Linked DNA regions of Homo sapiens: region 1 is linked to region 2. Evidence: chromatin loops called from intact Hi-C (ENCODE). Cell type or tissue: ascending aorta. All regions are shown on one strand. Each heading gives the region's core, and the rest is flanking DNA. Links, peaks and the distances in the headings are about the cores only.

Region 1 (5,366 bases), core at 148-5,147, 140 kb after region 2:
CCTACTGGGAAGTGAGGAGCCCCTCAGCCCGGCCAGCCACCCCGTCCGGGAGGGAGGTGGGGGGGTCAGCCCCCCGCCTGGCCAGCTGCCCCGTCCGGGAGGGAGGTGGGGGGGTCAGCCCCCCGCCCGGCCAGCCGCCCCGTCTGGGAGGTGAGGGGCGCCTCTGCCCAGCCGCCCCTACTGGGAAGTGAGGAGCCCCTATGCCCGGCCAGCCGCCCCGTCCGGGAGGGAGGTTGGGGGGTCAGCCCCCCGCCCGGCCAGCCGCCCTGTCCGGGAGGGAGGTGGGGGGGTCAGCCCTCCACCCGGCCAGCCGCCCCGTCTGGGAGGTGAGGGGCGCCTCTGCCCAGCCGCCCCTACTGGGAAGTGAGGAGCCCCTCTGCCCGGCCAGCCGCCCTGTCCGGGAGGGAGGTGGGGGGGTCAGCCCTCCACCCGGCCAGCCGCCCCGTCTGGGAGGTGAGGGGCGCCTCTGCCCGGCCGCCCCTAATGGGAAGTGAGGAGCCCTTCTGCCCGGCCAGCCGCCCCGTCCGGGAGGGAGGTGGGGGGGTCAGCCCCCCGCCCGGCCAGCCGCCCTGTCCGGGAGGGAGGTGGGGGGGTCAGCCCTCCGCCGGGCCAGCCGCCCCGTCTGGGAGGTGAGGGGCGCCTCTGCCCGGCCGCCCCTACTGGGAAGTGAGGAGCCCCTCTGCCCGGCCAGCCGCCCCGTCCGGGAGGGAGGTGGGGGGGTCAGCCCCCCGCCCGGCCAGCCGCCCTGTCCGGGAGGGAGGTGGGGGGGTCAGCCCTCCGCTGGGCCAGCCGCCCCGTCTGGGAGGTGAGGGGCGCCTCTGCCCGGCCGCCCCTACTGGGAAGTGAGGAGCCCCTCTGCCCGGCCAGCCGCCCCGTCCGGGAGGGAGGTGGGGGGGTCAGCCCCCCGCCCGGCCAGCCGCCCCGTCCGGGAGGGAGGTGGGGGGGGTCAGCCCCCTGCCCGGCCGGCCTCCCCGTCCGGGAGGTGAGGGGCGCCTCTGCCCGGCCGCCCCTACTGGGAAGTGAGGAGCCCCTCTGCCCGGCCAGCCGCCCCGTCCGGGAGGGAGGTTGGGGGGTCAGCCCCCCGCCCGGCCAGCCGCCCCGTCCGGGAGGTGAGGGGCGCCTCTGCCCGGCCGCCCCTACTGGGAAGTGAGGAGCCCCTCTGCCCGGCCACCACCCCGTCTGGGAGGTGTGCCCAACAGCTCATTGAGAATGGGCCAGGATGACAATGGCGGCTTTGTGGAATAGAAAGGCTGGAAAGGTGGGGAAAAGATTGAGAAATCGGATGGTTGCCGTGTCTGTGTAGAAAGAAGTAGACATGGGAGACTTTTCATTTTGTTCTGCACTAAGAAAAATTCCTCTGCCTTGGGATCCTGTTGATCTGTGACCTTACCCCCAACCCGGTGCTCTCTGAAACATGTGCTGTGTCCACTCAGGGTTAAATGGATTAAGGGCGGTGCAAGATGTGCTTTGTTAAACAGATGCTTGAAGGCAGCATGCTCGTTAAGAGTCACCACCAATCCCTAATCGCAAGTAATCAGGGACACAAACACTGCGGAAGGCTGCAGGGTCCTCTGCCTAGGAAAACCAGAGACCTTTGTTCACTTGTTTATCTGCTGACCTTCCCTCCACTATTGTCCCATGACCCTGCCAAATCCCCCTCTGTGAGAAACACCCAAGAATTATCAATAAAAAAATAAATTAAAAAAAATAAAAATATAAAAAAAATAAAAAATGAAATGTTAAAAAAAAAATAAAAAAAATAAAAACTGTAACAAAAAAAAAGAAAGCAATATGAAAGTATGTTATTATTTCTCTTTGTAGGCATAGACTTTTACTTTAATGAAGCATAAAAAAAAAAAAATCATAGACTGGGCCGGGCGCGGTGGCTCATGCCTGTAATCCCAGCACTTTGGGAGGCCGAGGTGGGCAAATCACAAGATCAGGAGTTCGAGACCAGCCTGGCCAACATGGTGAAACCCCATCTCTACTAAAAATACAAAAAATTAGCTGGGTGTAGTGGTGAGCGCCTGTAATCTCAGCTACTAGGGAGGCTGAGGCAGGAGAATTGCTTGAACCCTGGAGGCGGACGTTGCGGTGAGCCGGTGAGCCGAGATCGTACCATTTCATTCCAGCCTTGGGGACAGAGTGAGACTCGGTCTCAAAAAAAAAAAAAAAAAAAAAAAAAGGTCTACTTGAAAATCTTGTCCAGGTTTCCTCTGCTTCTTAAATACTTGTTTTTGGGCTGAAGTGTCACACCTGGTTTTAATACAAAGGGAAATTTATGGTGAAAGTTGAAGTAAAATCAGTTTGACCCTTAAGGTGTCAGGTCACAGAGAAGACATTTTCTTTTTGTGTTTTATGTATGCCTTCAAAATCTTTAAATGACCAGTGTTGCTTACAGAGTCATTTGTAAGAAATAAACATTTTAAGAGGTAGTTAAAACATTTTTGAGGATGTAATTATAGGGAGGAAGGAGTTTTAAAATTTGGTTAAAAATTTTTTTTTCACAGATAAGGAGGTATTAAAATTTTAAAAAAGTTTTCTTCTGGCTTGAGAAATATGTTAATTTCTGTGCTGCTTTTCTCTTGGAAGGCATAATTACTCAAGTTACAGCCAGTTAGGAAACTCTCCTTTTATCTTGATTTTTCTGTTTCAGAAAGTTCTGCTTGTAGTCTGTGGTCAGTCCATAGTGTGCTCTGGCACCTCTGCTCCTCAGTTTTGTGTTCAGACTGCTTATCAGTGCTCTGTGTTGTCTGTGTTCTTTAAATGACTCAGTATTAGTCAGAGAATCAGAACAAGGAATCCAGGGAGAGATTGTGGCTGGTTCCCTATTTTGGGTGATAGATTTTATTTAATTTACTAGGTCATGTAATGCAGACAAGATGTTAACAGTTTGAGAAATCCTAAAGGAATGTAAGTTCCAAGCATGACATCTTTACGAGAAAAACGGTTGTGAATTCACTAAGATGTGAATTTAGAAATGTTAAACAGATCATTTTTATACCTTTCTTTCCCTTTTTTTCTACCCTGTGAATATTTTTGTCTGTGTTGTGGGACATCATTGTCTGTTCTAAAAGTGGAAAATTAATAATAAAATAAAAGGGACGATTGGCTGAACATTCTGTATACCCAACACACTGATTATTGATTGATTGATTAAATTCACCCTAAAACCGTATAAATTTGGTCATATTATCTTTATTTTCAGGTAAGGAAATGAAAGCTTAGAGAGGTTAAGTAACTTACTCAAAACCAGAGTTGGCAACAGGTGATAAGAGCTAAAATTTAAACAAAGGTCTGTCTGATTTCAAGTGCAAATTCCTAGCCACTGTATCATCCTGCCTGTGGCCTGCTCCTGAGAGGTAGAGATCTGCATAGGTCTTGGCCATACAAAAAGACATCTGGTTGGTTGTCTTGGGTGCTTTGATGGTTCATTTGTTTACTGTCTGTGTCTGTCTTCTCCCTCAGCACCTACCATATGCATGACACATACTCAACAAATATTTATTGAATGAGGCTGGGGACAGTGGCTCATGCTTATAATCTTACCGCTTTGGGAGGCTGAGGTGGGTGGATCTCTTGAGCCCAGGAATTCAAGACCAACCTGCGCAACATGGTGAAACCTCATCTCTACAAAAAAATGCAAAAATCAGCTGGGCATGGTAGCTTGTACCTTAGTCCCCGCTACTTGGGAGGCTGAGGTGAGAGGATCATCTCAGCCCAGGAGATCAGGGCTGCAGTGAGCTGTGATCATGCCACTGTACTCCATCCTGAGCTACAGAGTGAGACCCTGCCTCAAAAAAAAAAAAAAAAAAAAAAAAAAAAATATATATATATATATATATATGAAGTGTGTACCGTTAACTGTGGAAAATAGAAGCATGCTGACATTTTGTTTGGTAAATTTTTGTAAGTGCATGCTATATTTGTAAATATAGTAAAGTGCATTCTTTTTTTTGACACAGGGTCTTACTCTGTCACCCAGGTGCTGGAGTGCAGTGCTGTGATCTTGGCTTACTGCACCCTCCACCTCTCAGGCTCAAGCAGTCCTCCCACCTCAGCCTCCTGAGTAGCTGGGACTACAGGCATGCGCCACTACACCCATCTAATATTTTAAAAAGATTTTTTTGTAGAGACTGAGTTTTGCCATGTTGCCCAGACTGGTCTCCAACTCCTGAGCTCAAGCAGTCCACCAGCCTTGGCCTCCCAAAGTGCTGGGATTACAGGTGTGAGCTACTGTGCCCGGCCAAGGTACATCTTAAACTAATATTTATCAGGTTTGTTTATGGCATATGTAGCCTTTTACATAAGAAGAAAAGATTTACTACCCCATGCGATTTCCTTTTTTTTTTTGAGACAGTCTCTGTTGCCCAGGCTGAAGTGCAGTGGTGCGATCTCAGCTCACTGCAACCTCCGCCTCCCAAGTTCAAGCGATTCTCCTGACTCAGCCTCCTGAGTAGCTGGGATTATAGGCGTGCACTATCAAGCCTGGCTGATTTTTGTATTTTTAGTAGAGATGGGGTTTTACCATGTTGGTCAGGCTGGTCTCGAACTCCTGACCTTGTGATCCACCTGTTTTGGCCTCCCAAAGTGCTGGGATTACAGGCGTGAGCCAGCCTGACCCATATGATTTCTGAAGATTATTTTCCTCTTCCTCACCAGCCTCTCTGCTGCTGTCTTTGTCCCTCCTTGTTTCCACACTGCTGTCCAAATGACCTTTCTCTATTTCTCTTTCTCTCTATTCTCCATTCCTCAAGTAATTGTTATTTTCATAACTTTTGCTTTTGTGCGTTCCTCTGCCTTTGGTTGGAATGCCCTTCCCATCTTTTTGGTTTGACTTAAACAAAAATGATTTTAGATTTCAGTGCAGGTGCCTTCTCTCCTCCTGGAGGCCTTCTCTAACTCTCCAGCCCCAGCAAGGTCCCCTCTTCTTTGTCCTCATCAGAGCACTTACCATGCTGAGGGATTGTATAAATAGTTACAAGGCTGTCTCCGTTTCTTGAACAGCCTGTAGTGTCAACTCCATTTGGGCAGGTGTTTCACCTTTCTGTGTCCACAACACCTGGTACTTGATAGGCAGACAGTAAGTATTGACAGAAAAATGAAACAAAACAAAGGGTGTAGCTTTGCCAAATCCCACCATAAATCTTAGAGAACCATTCCATTTTAGAGATAGAGGACACCTTGTCTACTCCAGCCACTCCTTTGTAGAGATTAGTAATATTGCTGGAAACCAGGACTCCTGACTCAGCCTGGTGCCCTTTCTTGAGAAAAAGATTTTTGGCTTATTATAAAGACAGTAGTTATTTGATGTAGAAAATGTAGAAGATACAGATAAACAAAAGGGAGAAAGAGAAAATAGATTG
Region 2 (5,366 bases), core at 146-5,145:
GGGACTACAGGCGCCCGCTACCACACCCGGCTAATTTTTTGTATTTATAGTAGAGACGGGGTTTCACCGTGTTAGCCAGGATGGTCTCAATCTCCTGACCTCGTGATCTGCCCGCCTTGGCCTCCCAAAGTGCTGGGATTACAGGCGTGAGCCACCGCGCCTGGCTTTTTTTTTCTTTGAGACAGAGTCTCTCTTACTCTGTCACCCAGGCTGGAGTGCAGTGGTGGGATCTCGGCTCACTGCAATCTCCGCCTCCCAGGTTCAAGCAATTCTCCTGCCTCAGCCTCCCGAGTAGCTGGGATTACAGGTGAGCATCACCACGCCCGGTTCATTTTTGTATTTTTAGTAGAGACGGGGTTTCACCATGTTGGCCAGGCTGGTCTTGAACTCCTGACCTCAAGTGATCCTCTGGTCTCGGCCACCCAAAGTGCTGGGATTACAGGTGTGAGCCACCACATCCAGCCTAACCCTTTATATATACACAAAATATATATGTGTCTATATATAGTATATAAAACGTATACAATTTAAGTTGTCCAGAAAAAGTATAGAGATATTTGTGAGACGGTGAGGTTGCCTGCAGTCTCTGCCATGAATGGGCAGATCTCTTTTCCTGTGACTAATAAAATACACTTGTGCCTCCTCATTACCTGGGCTTTTTAAGGAGGGCTGTGTCTGGGTGGGTACTATCTGGAATGCCCCACCTTGGTCATGTTTTGGGGAAATCTGCCCCACCCCAATAATTCCAGTGGGGGTACTTTCTCCTCCGAGGCGCACTTCTGCATCCTCTTTTTTTTTTTTTTTTTTAAATACGGAGTCTCGCTCTGTCGCCCAGGCTGGTGTGCAGTGGCGCCATCTCGGCTCACTGCAAGCTCCGCCTCCCGGGTTCATGCCATTCTCCTGCCTCAGCCTCCCGAGTAGCTGGGACTTGACAGGCGCCCGCCACCACGCCCAGCTAATTTTTTCTGTTTTTAGTAGAGACGGGGTTTCACCGTGTTAGCCAGGATGGTCTTGATCTCCTGACCTCGTGATCCGCCCGCCTCGGCCTCCCAAAGCGCTGGGATTACAGGCGTGAGTCACCGCGCCCGGACTGCATCCTGTTTTTGTTTTTTGTTTTGAGATGGAGTCTCACTCTGTCGCCCAGGCTGGAGTGCAGTGGCGCGATCTCAGCTCACTGCAAGCTCTGCCTCCCAGGTTCCGCCATTCTCCTGCCTCAGCCTCCCGAGTAGCTGGGACTACAGGCGCCCGCCACCACGCCCAGCTAATTTTTTCTGTTTTTTAGTAGAGACGGGGTTTCACCGTGTTGGCCAAGATGGTCTTGGTCTCCTGACCTCGTGATCCGCCCGCCTCGACCTCCCAAAGTGCTGGGATTATAGGCGTGAGCCACCGCACCCGGCCTGCATCCTGTTTTAGTCACCTGGGATACCGGCCTGGCATTGCAGTCACCGCAGTACGTGCCTTAGCATCCTCCAGTTTGGTGTAAGCACCCCCAGGGTAGTGACTGTATCTCATCTAGCTTACCCCCTCAGTGTTCTTACTCAAAAAATATTTATCGAATAAATAATTTTATCAGGTATTTTGTGCAAGAATTTTTGCCTTGGGGAAGGTGTGTGTGACTAAGAGCCCACGAGGATCCCGTCTAACTCCAAGATTCTGCGACCGGCATTGGAAGCTGATTTATAGTGAGTAATTGGGAATACCCAAGGCCACTTTGACTTTTGCCGCCATTGGATAGAGCAGCACCCTCTCCTACCCTCCCTCTGAGTTCACCCATGGGCAGTCCCAGAAGCCTTTGATGGGGAAAAGGGGGTCATAGTGAGAATTTACCTTGGAATGTAAAGTGAGCCGCCCCTTTTCAGTCTTTGCATCTTCACGCGGGTCCGCCCCAAACCTAGAAGAACGCCCCTGACCACTTCTTCTTCTATCTACTGTTACTCCTTCCTCTGACTCTGGTGACCCCATCCCGGAAGCCTTCCGGAAAGCGCTTCCCCCTTTTCCACCCCATCGAGTTGGGGTTATTTCTCCTTTTCTGGGCTCTCTCCCATTGCTGGGGAGGAAGGCGGATACGAAGGGCCTGCATGACCGCAGCTGTCATCACAGTGGGCCTGGCTTACCTTGTTGCTCTCTCCCCTTTCGCCTTTCTCCTTTCTCCCTGTTGCAGTCATGGACTTCACTCATAATACATATACATATACATATACATATACATATACATATACATATACACATACACATACACATACACATACACATACACATACACATACATATACATGTTTTTAAATCGGGCAGCCACCCGCTCCCCGCCCTCAGCCCGGAATAGGTTCAGAGAGGTGCCCGGGTTCACTTGCGGAGCGTGTGGCCTCTGCGCCTAACGCGCGCCCCTTCACTACACGAATGGGTGCGGGCAAGGGTATAGGATTTTAGAATTCCAAGAGTTGTCGGGGGTCATCCCGTGGAATCCTCTTTTTTGCAGATGCTCTTCCTGGAGCCTTCCGATGCAAGCTCTTGGGCTCACGCAGCCCTTTTCCTCTTCTAAGCCCAGAGCGCTTTCGCTGCTGCTGATCTCCACGGCCTCGGCAGATAGGGAGGGGCAGGCAGGTGTCAGCGTCCTCCCTTTCACCGTTGGGGAAACTGACTCAGAGAAACAAGGCGACGGGCCTCGGCGGGGCGGGACCGTAACGGGAATTCAAGGCTCCAGGCCAGAGCGGAATTTATTGTGTCTCGTTTTGGGAAGCGTGAATGTGAAATGATCGACTTCGGAGCCCCAGGCGGAGACCCTTCAGTCCCCGACAAGAATCGGGATGGGGTCTGGGATTAATGCAGTAATTACTCGCGCCTGGGCATTGACCCCTTGGCAACTTCGCAAGATCCGGCAGGGTCCACCGCCCTTCCCTTCACAGGGTGACCACAGGGCTGCGGCCTCTTTAAGGCCCAGAGCTCCGCCCCCGGCTCGTCGCCAACCCCCTCGCCGCAGCTCAGCCAGTTCCAGACTTTCCTCAGAGATGAGGTCATCTCCCCGTTGCCCATTGGCTGCGCCGTGCCGTCAGTCACAGGAAGTCAGGCCGCCGTTTTCGCCTTCTTCATGCCGCTTCCTTCTCCGCCCGCCCTTTAGTCCGCCGATCACGACCCCGATCAGGCCTCTGATTGGCTAGCGCCGCCGTCACTTCTCCAGCGGACAGTCTTCAGGACGGGAGGCGGGCGTGGTGGGCGGGCCCGCAGCTTCCGTGGCTGAGAGGAGCCGGCGGCGGCAGTGTCTGTGGTGGCCGCGGCGGCGAGAGCGACGGTCCCATCTTTCCCACCCTCTTGGTTGCCGCTGGCCACACGCCCTCCGCTGGCGGCGACTTCTCAGCTCCGTGCGCCCGGGCTGGACAGTGAGCCTCGAGAGGAGACGCGGGCGGCTAGAGCCGGAGTGGGGCGAGCCGCGGAACCCGGCCGGGAGCCGCGCGAGGCGGTGAGTGAGAGTCCGGGTTGGGGACCCCTCCCCCACCGCGGCCTCGCCCCGCCTGGAGCATCCTTTTTCCCCCCCGACCCTGCTGCGCGCGTCCTCGGGGGGTCGGGCGAGGCGGCCCTCGCGTCCCCTGCCCTCTTCTTGCCGGCCTTCTGCCCCTGCCCTCGGGGCCGGAGTCGCAGAGCGGCGGTCACTGTGCCGGGGCTGGGACCCGGGCCGGGCCGGGCGGGCGGGCGCGGTCGTGCACCTGTGCACTGCCTGGCAGGGCTGTGCTGCGCGGGGCGGGGAGGCACGGAGGTCCTCGCCCTCGCTTCTCCCGGGATGTGTTTTGATTGCAGGGACGGGGTGTCGGCCGCTTTCTCTGGGGTCTTGTGCAGACCTTCAGGATCCAAGTGCAGTCCTTGGGATTCCCAGGCAAGGAGGCTCAGCTGGACTTGTTGGTGCCAGTATAGCAAACCTGAATGCTGCCAGGTGTACAGGGCTCTGCAAATCTGAAACTTGATGGCCAAGAACTTTACCTCCTAAGAAAGCGTCTGTCAGGACGCTGATGCAGTCCACCCTCCCCGCTTCGGGTACCTTTGATACTCCATAGTGCCTAGGGCTGGACCTTTTGAGTCGACTCCCAAACCTGCCACTTGCTAGCTGTGTAATCTTGTGCCTTGGTTTCCTCGTCTGAAAAATGAGGATAATAGCACCAATCGCATACGGTTGTTTGTTGTAAGTGTCGAATGAAATAATTCACGTGAAGCGTTTGACACAGTGCTTGGCCCATAGTAAGGGCCCAAGAAATGTTTGCTTTTGGGATGTTGAGAATGCCTGGTTTGCCTGTGTGCCTTTAAGCACTAGCCCAGCTTGGCATTGTCAAGATTTCTCTCTGTTGTCTCCCTGTTATGCAGCATAACGAAAGGGCAGTTGAATGGTTAACTTGCTTGCCAGCCTCTGTTTGGCATGAAGTGTGTGTATATACAGGAATGTGGAATACATCACTTAAATATAATAATGGAATTACCCCATGCTTCGTATGTTTTTACATAGTTTTAAACTCATAAGACGTCTGGAATGTCCCCGAGTTGCAAGTTTTTGAGATCTTTTCAGGGTCCTTTCTACATCAAGCCGAAGCCTGTAACGTTAAGACTTATTGTCAGTAAGAAGTTAGACCTACATGTTTTACTTCAGAAGACCCCCAAAACTCCAAATGTCACTTACGCAGTTTTACTGTTGAAAAGCAGTCATCTCCCGGGGGTGAGGTGGTACAGCCAGCTGGCCCACAGCCCTATGACTGCAGGGTGGGGAACCTTTGGCTGGAAGTTATTAAACTAAGTTTTGCTTAATGTCGTTTGCATTTTTCATAGCGAACCAAAGGGCTTTATGTTACTGTTTCTTATTGAAATGATTTAGAAAGAAGCAATCCATTACTGCGTTCTTTAAAAACACCTGCAAAGAAAAAAATATCTGTAGTTTAGCTCTAGTGTTTGTTTCAGTTTTTGGCCAATAACTATTAAGAAGAGCCCGTTTTTAAGAAGGCTTCCAAAAGTCACATCCACTTGAATAAGTTATTTAGAGTCAAATCAAGAGAGGTGGAAGAGTAATATGTATCCCATCACCCAAAAGTATTTATTGGAGAGTTTCCATGTCCTTAGTACTCTGCCAGATGCTATTAGGGAGTGATTAAAAAGAGTATGAAATAGAATCTCAGCCTATAAAGGGCAAAACCATAAAGTTTGGGTCACCCGTTAGTAATTACAAGTACTACTTAAGGGATGACTTCATTTATTCATTCAACAGACTTTTTGTTCCATGTTTGTAACGTGCCAGGTGTTTTTCTAAGGGCTGGGGCTGTCAAGATAAGTGAGATATGGTCCCTGCTCATGAGGAGCTCACAGTCTAGTGGGAGAGGCAAAAAATGACAGATGAT

The links. Hi-C counts contacts between places; a loop is a spot of excess contacts. Peaks named below come from ENCODE experiments on the same cell type or tissue, not always from the same donor. Only the 100,000 strongest peaks of a DNase experiment are listed, where the experiment ranks them.
Region 1: a loop joins it to region 2, with 3 times the contacts of the local background. A loop is called at or near these places in 12 of 110 quality-filtered maps.

What each region holds. Positions count from the first base shown.
Region 1 is chr22:40,496,734-40,502,099 of GRCh38, reverse strand. The region is part of intron 3 of MRTFA (myocardin related transcription factor A); the gene reads left to right. Among named protein-coding and RNA genes, the nearest start is that of MRTFA-AS1, 22 kb to the left of the region's middle. RefSeq lists an enhancer at 3,166-3,665. In ascending aorta, for the core only: no CTCF peak of the experiment used is centred there; a DNase peak (open chromatin) is centred at 2,709; H3K4me3 peaks cover 382 bases; H3K27ac peaks cover 3,031 bases.
Region 2 is chr22:40,634,566-40,639,931 of GRCh38, reverse strand. It overlaps MRTFA (myocardin related transcription factor A), which reads left to right and starts at 3,213. Exons shown (of 15, transcript NM_020831.6): 1 at 3,213-3,454. RefSeq lists enhancers at 940-2,139, 2,879-3,188 and a silencer at 3,449-3,758. In ascending aorta, for the core only: no CTCF peak of the experiment used is centred there; DNase peaks (open chromatin) are centred at 2,031, 2,321, 2,671, 3,081 and 3 weaker places; H3K4me3 peaks cover 3,440 bases; H3K27ac peaks cover 3,033 bases.